Regions from separate parts of the Homo sapiens genome. Here regions 1, 2 and 3 are each linked to region 4. A link is a contact called in ENCODE Hi-C or POLR2A ChIA-PET data. All regions are on one chromosome and are shown on one strand. The core of a region is the stretch at or near the end of the contact, and the rest is flanking DNA. Distances in the headings are between cores, read along the strand shown. Region 1 holds the start of GPR155-DT (GPR155 divergent transcript). Region 2 overlaps ITPRID2 (ITPR interacting domain containing 2). Region 3 holds the start of NUP35 (nucleoporin 35). Region 4 holds the start of PJVK (pejvakin).

Region 1 (2,700 bases), core at 150-2,649, 4.0 Mb before region 4:
GTAAATAACTGCTATTAAGTGAAAATGCGGGGGGAAGGCGAGGGTTGACTAACTTCATAGAGAAAGCTTTAAACTCTCAGGCTATTTCTCAAACATCCAACATCCTTTATCCCGTGGGATAAGTGTAATACAGTGTGGTACTATTAGAGCACTCTTCAACATTAATAGTCGCACCATTCACCCACTCCTACCTACTTGCAGGGCGCCAAATGTCCTCCCTAGAGACCCAGGGTAGGGAGCGCTGAGCACTGCCTCCTTGCCTCGTCTGCAGGGACAGACTGTGGCCCTCCAAGATAAGGGGCGCAGAGAGTTCCTAACCGAATAGGCTGCTCGGAGAGCAGCTGCCAGCCAACCCCTGGGAAGGCAGCTGTGGAAGTGGAAAGGCAGCCAGGGGTCTTTGCCTGGCGTAAGAAAAAGGTGGTCGCTAGTCTTCCCAGGGCACGGGAGTCACAACGTCATGGTAACTAACATACCCCAAAAACGGGTAAGGGAGAAAATTTGGCGCAGTGCTCCAGGTGCCTGGGCAGAAGCCTTCGGAAGGGCCAGATACTGAGGGTACCCTCGGGATAAAGGGAAGAGTCTAAGAAAGACAGGGTGGACGCCCGTGCAGTGAGGAGCTTCCCAAACTAGGGATGGCAGTTCTGTCTCCGGAGGGGACGAGACACCCCCTCCCCCGCGCGAGCCTTCCCGGGTGATCTCACACGTTCCACAGGCAGGCGCTGCGGGGCAGAGACAGCAGGTCCAGACAACGGGCCGCGGGGCCAGGGCGCAGAGGGTCGGCGGCTGCCCACGTGCCCAGGCCTGAGGGGCAGAGGCAGGGGTACCCCGTGCCCGCAAGGGAGAACCAGGACCCAGCAGGTCCGCGCTCCAGGGGCCCCTCTCACCTGCTTCGTCTGCAACCTTGGAGTGGCGAGGAGAAGGGAGCTGGTGCTCGCAGGGTGCCAAGCAGGGAGAAGACCACCGTCATCTCCCGCCCCCAGCCCTCTTCGCCGAGCGCAACCGGGTGCCAGCTGCAGCAGCTTAGGCACGTTCCGATAAAGTAAGGTGGGGTAAGCCGATGCGGCCCTGTCAGCTCAGCCCCTCGCCGGCCGCGAGGCCCCGCCCCCGCCCCGCCTTCAGGCCCCGCTCCCTCCCAGCCCCGCCTTCAGACCCCGCCCCCAGCCCCGAACTTCCAGCAAGACGGGCCGCTTCCCGCCCTCGAGCCCCGCCCATTTCCAGGAGCCTTGAGCCCAGAGTCTCCGTCCCGCCCTCAGGCCCCACCCACAGCCTCGGGCCTCCGAGCCACACGTTCCCCAACCCCGCCTTCAGTCCCCGCCCCCTCCTCCAGCCTCGGAGCCCCAGGGTACCCGGCCCCGCCCTGCCGGCTGGGAGCCTCCCAGCCGCGATCCTCCGGGGCGGGACTTCCGGCTTCCCTGCTCCCACAAAATGGTAGCCGCCGTGGGGGATGTCCAGTTTTTTTTCCTCTTCCCAAGTACAGACGCAGAGCAGACTTGTCTTTCCGCTTAACCTCAACCTCGTGTGATCTGCCAGTTTCGCTCCCGGTTAGCCCAGGACTTTTTATAGCATAGAGTTTTAAAGCAAGGGCTTAGAATCAGACCTGGGTCAAAATCCTGCCTTCCACCTTCACCAAGGCAGTGTGACCTTGACGTTCCTACATAAGAGATTAAAATGTAAACCCTTAGCCCTGAGCTTGTTTTAGAATCTGGGCCCCGTCCATGACTGCTTCTATTCTATTGCGGTACGGGGGTGGGGTGGGGGTGGGGAACTACATGCATGTCCACTCAGTATACTGAAACTGGTTACATTGATGGAAAACTTCCAAAGCTTCTTGAAATAAAGGTATTGAAACTATCCTCACAGGGTTTATAAGAATTCTGGACAAAAATATAATTAAGCATTAATCAGGCTACACTTTGACCCACTTCCTTGTAACCCGAAAGTCGGGTAGAGCTAGATAGTACATTTGTATCCCGTTGTCCCTATAGATAGGCTTTCTGATGTTAAGAGTCGTAAGGCTTTTTAAGAATTGCTTAAAATGTTTTTCAGACGCCAAATTCCAGCGAAACAGCTGATGCCAGCCAGCTTGAAGACCCCTGCCACAGAAGAAGGGAATCAGCATGAGAATACAGCTTCTTCATCTCGCTGTCCCATGACTTCGCCCTGTACTCTTCAGCCAATTAATGATCTCCACACTTGGGACCACTCTAAAACCCTTAAGAACCTGAGACTCAAAGTCCTCCTGGAGACGAATTTGAGGTTTCCTCCTATCTGTGTTTGGTGGCCCTATGATTAAACCTCTTTCTCTTCTGCAACCTGGTGTCCCAGTGTATTAACTTGCCATGGGCATCAGACAACAAACCTATATATAGTATCCCAAATATGGTGCTCCACTTTGAAACCTGAAGAAATCCTGCAATTGAGTTAGCCTTTTGAAATAAAAATTATTTCAAATTTTAAAATATTTATATATGTTTCCACTTAAGATATCTACAAGCATTTGTTTACAACCTTTTATCTTGCTTTGCATCTTAAACATTTCTGTATGGCAATTTCCGTGTCTTCCTATCATCTCGGCCATCTTAGTGCAAAGATACAAAATTGTGTGGCTTATTAAGAAAAATTACAGTAAGCTAAGGGTAGGTTAAAGGATCTGAAACTTAGCAGGAAAAATGAGCAGAAATTAAAGCTATAAAAGGCATG
Region 2 (2,700 bases), core at 78-2,577, 3.5 Mb after region 4:
AAGTGATGTGGGTAAAAGCAGTGAAAGTGAATTTACTCAGTATACCACACACCATATTCTGAAATCATTGGCTTCTATTGAAGCTAAATGCAGTGATATGAGCTCTGAAAATACAACTGGGCCTCCCTCTTCCATGGACAGAGTTAATACAGCTTTGCAAAGAGCTCAAATGAAGGTTTGCAGTCTGTCTAATCAAAGGATGGGGCGTAGCCTGCTAAAATCAAAAGATTTGTTAAAACAAAGGTACTTATTTGCAAAAGCTGGCTATCCTCTAAGAAGGTCTCAGTCTTTACCAACCACCTTATTGAGCCCAGTAAGGGTTGTGTCCTCTGTCAATGTTCGATTATCTCCAGGAAAAGAGACCAGATGCAGCCCACCTTCCTTCACCTATAAGTACACACCTGAAGAGGAGCAGGAATTGGAAAAGCGGGTGATGGAACATGATGGTCAGTCTTTAGTTAAATCGACCATTTTCATCTCTCCATCATCTGTGAAGAAAGAAGAAGCCCCCCAGAGTGAGGCGCCGCGGGTGGAGGAATGCCATCATGGAAGGACTCCTACCTGTTCACGGCTTGCTCCACCACCAATGTCTCAGTCTACCTGTTCCCTTCATTCCATCCACTCTGAGTGGCAAGAAAGGCCCCTGTGTGAGCACACAAGAACTCTGAGCACTCACAGTGTTCCCAACATATCAGGGGCTACTTGTAGTGCCTTCGCTTCCCCTTTCGGGTGTCCTTACTCACATAGACATGCCACCTACCCTTACCGAGTGTGCTCTGTGAATCCTCCTTCAGCCATAGAAATGCAGTTGCGAAGAGTATTACATGATATTAGAAACTCACTGCAGAATCTTTCACAGGTATGAGAAAAAGTATGTTATCATTAGCTTTTTTCTTTTACTGCTCTGAGCACTTTTTAATTCACAGAGAAGCTAAGGCACATCAAGTATGAACTACCTCAGCTTTATTTTCTGACATGTCTAAACTTAATCTGCATCTGCCTTCGTTTTCTATCTTCCCTCCTGTTTCAAGGGAGAAGCTGTAACTAACCCTGATCAAAGTCGATTTCTCTGCTCACAAGTCTGTCTCCTTTCCAAGAGGAGAGATTTTTCTCGTTAAGTATCCTCCCATTTTTAGTCTATCATCCACTGTCTTTGTTTTAGTCTAGAATCTTTTGTCATTTCTATTATTAAAAAATCTTCCCTCTTAAAGTTCTTTCTCTCTTTCTCTCTGCTATTTGAACATGTTGACTACCTTTTCCTTTTCCAAGTTTTCTCCCTGTTGGCTTCTGTGGCACCACGTTCTCCTGGTTCTGCTCGTAGCTCTCTGACTAAGCTTTCCCCTTCACCTACTGACCCTCGATGCTGTGCACAGAGTTAGTCTACTTCCACTGGACTCAAAGACTGGAACTACTCCAGACCAGAAAATAACAAATCAGGTAAAGTGTGAATTTGATTTAAAATGCTCTGTATGTCTTGTCACTTTTAAAGTCATTCTCAGATTTGTTAGTAGACTGGAAATAATTTTCCCAAAAAAATTTTGAAAATAAGTACGTTGTCTTCAGTTTTGCCTTTTACATTTTCTTGAACATTCTCTCTGAATGAATCATGTTTAGACAATTGAGGGATTGAAGAAAATGACAATGTAATATAGTCATGAGAGCATTCAACAAAGAGTCAGGAGGCCTAGAATGAATGTAATAGACCTCTTATCATGACATAGTAGACAGGGAGCCACTTGGAAAGTAAAAATCAAAGGTGTAACTTCTCAAGTTATAATAAGATATACCTCCTCTTAACTGTAAGTTTTATCCTCATGACAATTGTCCCCTAACAGTTTTCTGTTTAAACAGAATGTGGGTGTTTCTTATTCCTCCTTACAAAATATAGTTCTGTCTGTGATGGAACTTGCAGCTGTGATTATGTCAAGCTGGGGATTTCCAGGACCCTGTCCACCAGTACCGTGGTGCATCTTTCTAGGCCACCTAGTTCTTCTGCTCCAGCTGTGGTCTCTTTCTCCTGGATATCCCAGCAATAACTCAGCTAATACATCTCCCCATGCCTACCCCACCCTACACTAGTGGACAGGTGCTTTCTATGATGTGGTCTCTGACTATCTCTCCAGCCTCATTCCTTAGCTGTAGGATTGTGCACAGGTCTCTAAACAGTTGTGTGTTCTTAGGTATCTGCACATGGCTGATTTTGTGTTTTGTTTTTTTAAAATAAAAAGATGAAGTTTCTGTTTCTCGCCCACGTGGAGTGCTGGAGACAGTGGTGTAATCATGGCTCCCTGCAGTCTTGAACTCCTGGGCTCAAGTGATCCTCCTGCCTTGGCCTCCCAAAGTACTGGGACTATAAGCCACTTTTTTTTAACCGAGATCACCCAGTCTTTGCCTTTCTTTGCATAATCAAGCCCTATTTACTGTTAAGGCTCAGTTCAAGTAGTGTTACCACTTTTGGGAAAGTTCACGTAATCTGAATTTTTCTGTGTTCATCATAGCACTCCTTCCACAGTATTAGAATTTTTTTAAAATTTCCTTTATTTTTCTTTACACTGTGAGAACACCTGAAGGCTGGGAATACCTTTTATGTTTTTATCTCACTGCCTAAAATAGTGGCATATAGGAAATGCTAAGATGTCTGAGAAAGACGACAATGATTGCTTGCTCTCCAGCAAAGTTAATAATCACTATAATCTCATG
Region 3 (2,700 bases), core at 65-2,564, 4.7 Mb after region 4:
GAAAAAGCAAGGTAATAGATTCTCCCCTGGAGCCTCCAGAAGAAAATAGTCCTTCTGGTACTTTGATTTTAGCCCTACAATACTCATTTTGGATTTTTGGCCTCCAGAACTGTAAGAGATACATTTGTGCTGGTTTAGTTAACCGAGCTTGTGGTACTCCAATGTGACTTTATCTGAACTTTATTACATCTGCAAAGACCCGATTTCCAAATAAGGTCATATTCATAAGTATGAGGGTTAGGACTTGAACATAAATTTTTGAGGGACACAATTCAATTCACACACCCATTTTCAAAAAGTCAATTCGATCTGTGAGTGGTTTTAAAATTTGATTTCTGTGAACCTACCATTTAATTCTGGAATTGTTACTGCCTCATTCCAAAGACAAAATTCTTCCTCCATTTGAGATTTTAGGAAGTCCTAGAAGAAATAGCTGAGCATGGGTGGATATTTTGGAAATAATCCTCATGGTATGGAGCAGAGAACGTCCCCAGTTATACATATGTAGCACATTATTTTATAAAGTTAGTATTTGAGCAAAACTAAACAATATATTTTTACACACACATATGCAGAATATGTGTATGTGATTTACGTATGACTATGCCCTAAAGAAAAGCAGCAAAGTGAGGGGACGTGGACGGCAGGGATGGCACATGCAGAAGCACGCAAGATTCCGCGGTGTGGAGGGTTCGTGGGTGCGTATAATTATCTTCCATTATTTACATGTGTACTTTATGCGTTCGTTAGCTATATTTTTGTATGTTTTAATATGCAACAAAACGGCGTATGAGTTACGCTTTAATGTAAAATTGTCTACATAACACAAAATTTAAAAGAAATGGCATACGGATAGTAGAAAACATGCTTTGAGGAAAAAGCGTCATGTACTAAGTCCAGAAATCGACATTGCAAAGAGGCACCAACTGTTTTCATCAAGCTGACTTTTCCAGGTGCTACTCAGAAAAGCTGACCGATGATAGAGCACTGGGTCAACTCACGCTAATTATGAAACCGTGAGTAAAATAATCTGTGCTTCTATGTAACTTAAGTACCCACAAATCAGGAAGCATTCCCGGATGAAAAGCATTCACAGAACCATACGCTGGTTCGCCACCTTCCCGGTGCAAAAACCCTTTCCTCGGAAATTCTCAGCGCAAAGACTTTGCCCTATTCCAAAATGGCTCCGGCGCCTACAACTTAAGCATAGCGCAGGTCCGGAAGTTACGCAACCCCATAAGGTAGCACGCCGTTACCCGTGGGGAGCGTTTCCGCCATTTTTGAAAATTAATTGGGAAGGTACTGGTTTTAAGTGTAGTTGCCGACGCAATGGCAGCCTTTGCAGTGGAACCTCAGGGGCCCGCGTTAGGTGAGTGAAATATTGCTTTTCCTTGCTGGCACTGCCATCCATGCTCTGGGCCTGGAGGCGGGCAAGACTGAAAGGCAGTCGTCAGGCTCTCGTCTGCTGGTTTCAGTCGCGGAGAGGGAATCCTTGGGTGCCCCCAAGTTCATAGTCGGTCCCCTACTCGACGCGTCGCCTCCATACTGCTACAAAGGTGGCGCCGGGAAGCTGAGGGCCCTGGGAGGGTGAAGAAAAGGCCGTCTGGCGGTGACTGAGCTGTGTTTGTGCCCCCACACGCCAGCCACGTTAGACTGGCCCATACCTTAACCTCCTTCTGATACCCGAGACGCGATGCTGGTTGCTGGATTCCCAGCTGGTTGCTGGTCCCCAGAAGCATCCCTGGGAGGAACTGACCGCGGTACACGTGGGTGGGCGGTGCCCTGAAGTGTGTGGGTGCAGTCCACTGCTTCTTGATCACCGGTGCTTCCAGTTCCTGTTTTGACTCCTCTCTCCCGGGCTTTGCCAAAGGAATCTTGTTATTAATGGAAGCTTGAATCGTGCAACATTTAATCAACCGTGTGGTTGGTAATCATTGAGATATTGACCTTAACAGCAAGCTAGGAGTTCGCACGATATTTCCCGCCTTTATTTGGGGAAAGTGACTCTTAAGTATTGTAGGAGGTATTTTTCTCTAGTAAGTCACGATCTGAATTTTTTTAAAGATTCATTCCCATTATTCATTGCGGAGCCTCGTTGAAATATGTCGTCTTTGAAAAAAATCTACCACTTTAACAGCACGCGGATTTCTTTTTTTCCTGCTGAGTTTTGCGACTTGTGAGAATCGTCGAAAATTTTAGAACGGAAAATAAACCGTCTTACTGTCATAGAGACTTACCTGAAAAGTTAGGTTATAACTTTCTGAGCTTGGAAAAGAGAGCAAATGTAATATATATGGTGTGGAAAGAGTCTTTAGATTTGAAGGGTATGTAATGCTTGCCATGTTTGGTGTAAAATAAGTTCTTTTTGAGAATAGAGTAACTTGAACTACTTTAGTCTGTCATAAAAAAACTAAATGCATAATGTCAATAATGCAGATACTCTGCATTAAAATTTATATATAGATGTCGTCTTGGTATTTATTTTTAATGTATTTTAGAGATCAAAAACTCTTCATTTCCAGTTCCAAATTTTTCTATTCAACAAAAACATTTTGGAGTGCATATTTATTGGGGTTACAAATGTGAGTAAACCAATCCCTGTATATTGCCTTGCCAGAAATCTGACATTAGCCAGTATTAATGTTTAAGTCCACATTTTGCAGATATTCCAGGTGCCCACTGGTGTAGTAAAACTAAGGG
Region 4 (2,700 bases), core at 115-2,614:
CTGGGTAACTTTTTAGTTTCTAAGCTTCCTTGGTATGTGGGGAAGAGAAAATTAGGAAGAGAATCAGATGCAGCTGAAAAGCCCTAACGACCTGAGATGAGAGGTCTCAGTTTCAGAGCCTGTTCCTCACAGCTGTCTGGCAAAAAGAGAACTTTTCCGAACTGAAAAGCAACACCAAGTATTGACTGCCAACCCACTCGGTCATCCAGGTTAACTGTGTATACAGACCTGTGCAGGTTATGTCACCAACGGTTACTCTGAAGGTGAAAGTGGGCACGTGTATTTGCACATCAGATCTTTCACATTCATAAACTGGGATGTTCTTGGTCTTCATGCCGTATTCGTGTAATACCTGAATCGGTGTTTTCCCTGGCTTAGCTGTTATCATCTTCCCCAAACTGCAAAAACCACAAAAAGGTGTGCTTTGCATGCCAAATTGGAGATTGAAGCAGAAGCGTAGAGGCCAGTTTTAACCGCCACCGACGGTGACGAGGGAGGCGCCGAGTTCCCCGGAGGCCAGGGCCAGAGCTGGCGAGGCTGGGGCGCACCTGTCTTCCGGCCCCGCTGCGGCAGTCACTCCGCAGGAGCAGGCGGGGTGAGCGAGGTCTTTAGAGAGAGCACTTGAATGCGGGTAGGAGAGATTCTCAACAGAACAGGGCTGGCAGCAGCGCCGCAGCCTCTCAGGGAAAACCTGACGATCCCTTCCCGGGCGCGCCGACCGAGCGTCACCTCCGCCCGCCCCGCGCGCCGCCAGGGACCACGAGAGGGGCGGGGCCCGGCCGCAGACCCCAACCCTCGCCGCCGAGAGGGCGGGGCCGAGCACCCACAGCCGCGGAGGCGTGGGCGCCGGGCACGGCTTTACCCAGAATGCCTCTGGAGGGCCGGCTCCCCGCGCCCCGGCCCTGCCGCCCAACGCTCCCGGCCCTGGGGCCCTGACTGCCCGCACGCTGACCTGAAGGTCCCACTGTCCTCGCGCTCCAGCGGCGGGGCCTCGGCGCGGTGCCTGCTCTGGGACATGGCGAGAAGGGACGGCTCAGCGGCTGGAGGAAGAGCGGTGCGGAGCGACGTGCTCGCTCCCCGGGTCGCTGGTCCCCGGGAGGAGCTCCAGCGCCGCCACCTCCTCCGACTCCCCCGCCTCCTGCTTGCGTTGCTCCAGCGAGGGGGCAGGCAGGGTGGGGGCGGAGCCTTGGTGCCGTAGCTCCGGCTACGCCCCCTCGCTGCTCCTCTGCGGGCCTCCGTCCCGGCCCAACTCCGCCCCTGTCCCTTCCAGGGTCCGCCCCCTTCCCGCCCGGCTCCGCCCCGCTCCCGCGTGGGCACAGGCATTGGGCTCCCGGGGGTTCTCCGCGCCCGCCCCTGCCGGCCCTGACCAGCCTGTAGTAACTGGCCCCTAGGCCGCAGTTCTTTGTCCTTAGCAGGAGGCCGTTTCTTGCCGGGAGAGAGGGATTAGAGGGATTGTCCGGCGTGGGTCTAGGGTCGTTGAGGCCTAAAGTTAAGCCTTTGTGGGGAGGACGGATTGGGGGCTGGGTCACTTTAAGAAAAAGATTCTAAAATTACGAAGGCAGAATTCCAGGGAGTCTCCCGGGCCTGGTCCTGAAGCTTGAGACCCCGGATATATACGCTCCAGGGGGCTGCGGTGCGCTCTTCGGGTCCCCGAGCCCTGTGTTTAGGAACACGCGGGGACGTCCAAACACCCGCTCCTCTCCCGCCGGGCGGGCTCCTTTGTCTTCTGGGCTTTCGTCGCGAGATGGAACGCTGGGTCAGTGCATCCCAGCAAAACACGTTAGGAGTAAACGAAGGCCTTTCCGGGGACCTGGGTAGTCGGTTGTAATGGCGTTTGCCTGGGATGCAGCACCTTTGGTGGGCCATTAGATGACGTGTCGCTTCTCCAGGGGCTTGCTAGGCACTAGCAGAAATGCTCCCCTGTGCTTACTCGGTGTTATGGAAGATTGCTTGCACAATGCTATTCGTACGAAAGGATATTATTAAAAGTGATTTATGGGCGGGCGCGGTGGCTCACGCCTGTAATCCCAGCACTTTAGGAGGCCGAGGCTGGCGGATCGCCTGAAGTAAGCAGTTCGAGACCAGCCTGGCCAACATGGTGAAACCCTGTCTCTACTAAAAATACAAAAATTAGCCGGGCGTGGTGGCATGCGCCTGTAATCCCAGCTACTCGGGAGGCTAAAGCAGGAGAATCGCTTGAACCCGGGAGGCAAATGTTGCAGTGAGCCGAGATCGCGCCACTGCACTCCAGCCTGGGCGACAGAGTCAGACTCCCTCTCAAAAAAAAAAAAAAAAAAAAAAGCGATTTGTTGTTTTGTTAGCATGTAAGCCCTGGATGCTTGAAACAAGTGAAAGATGTTCAGAATCTAATCAAATTATATCATCTGATGCTTTAATTAGAGCCTATTCTCTCTTCCTCTCCGTCTATATATGTATGTATATAGATTACTATCCATCACTGTTTTAATGGATATCTTATTGGAAGGGCTACATAGTCAGTATTTCACAATATATGAACTCCGCATAACACCTATGGCAAAACATTTCAGCACTCAGGTAAAATTCATTTTTTGCCACAAAATTACTTAAAAACAGGCCAGAACTTTATATAGCTCTTGTTAAAGGTTAAGTAGCTGGGATAATAATGAAACAAAAAGATGCAGCAGGACTCCATTTCAAAGAGAGAGAGTCTGTGTGCCC

The links. A loop is a pair of places that touch in the nucleus more often than their neighbours do. ChIA-PET counts read pairs that join two places held with the same protein, here RNA polymerase II (POLR2A). Pooled maps may share reads with other maps.
Region 1: a loop to region 4 is called in a pooled map, with 18 times the contacts of the local background. The contact joins the promoter of GPR155-DT here to the promoter of PJVK in region 4. A Hi-C loop is called at or near these places in 6 of 50 pooled maps.
Region 2: a map with no recorded cell type shows a loop between it and region 4 (3-fold over the local background). The contact joins the enhancer-like site here to the promoter of PJVK in region 4. A Hi-C loop is called at or near these places in 1 of 37 single-sample maps with no recorded cell type. POLR2A ChIA-PET finds 5 or more read pairs at or near these places in 1 of 52 experiments (MCF 10A).
Region 3: a loop to region 4 is called in a pooled map, with 11 times the contacts of the local background. The contact joins the promoter of NUP35 here to the promoter of PJVK in region 4. A Hi-C loop is called at or near these places in 8 of 50 pooled maps.

What each region holds. Positions count from the first base shown.
Region 1 is chr2:174,485,989-174,488,688 of GRCh38, forward strand. GPR155-DT (GPR155 divergent transcript) reads left to right here and starts at 1,400. Exons shown (of 3, transcript NR_183819.1): 1 at 1,400-1,428; 2 at 2,047-2,700. GPR155 (G protein-coupled receptor 155) reads right to left here and starts at 1,041. Exons shown (of 16, transcript NM_152529.7): 1 at 885-1,041. RefSeq lists silencers at 556-738, 1,002-1,181 and an enhancer at 592-661.
Region 2 is chr2:181,915,569-181,918,268 of GRCh38, forward strand. ITPRID2 (ITPR interacting domain containing 2) reads left to right here. Exons shown (of 18, transcript NM_001130445.3): 11 at 1-859. Among named protein-coding and RNA genes, the nearest start is that of ITPRID2, 25 kb to the left of the region's middle. Within about 2 kb of position 1,328, at least 5 of the 41 ENCODE cell types and tissues checked have a DNase peak (open chromatin) inside an H3K27ac peak, as active enhancers do.
Region 3 is chr2:183,123,129-183,125,828 of GRCh38, forward strand. NUP35 (nucleoporin 35) reads left to right here and starts at 1,315. Exons shown (of 9, transcript NM_138285.5): 1 at 1,315-1,369. The coding sequence starts at 1,330. It overlaps LOC124907917 (a long non-coding RNA gene), which reads right to left and starts at 1,829. Exons shown (of 2, transcript XR_007087331.1): 1 at 1,665-1,829; 2 at 789-1,579. RefSeq lists an enhancer at 1,365-2,133.
Region 4 is chr2:178,450,014-178,452,713 of GRCh38, forward strand. It overlaps PJVK (pejvakin), which reads left to right and starts at 1,365. Exons shown (of 7, transcript NM_001042702.5): 1 at 1,365-1,756. It overlaps PRKRA (protein activator of interferon induced protein kinase EIF2AK2), which reads right to left and starts at 1,162. Exons shown (of 8, transcript NM_003690.5): 1 at 953-1,162; 2 at 229-398. The coding sequence starts at 1,017. RefSeq lists an enhancer at 318-892 and a silencer at 655-1,434.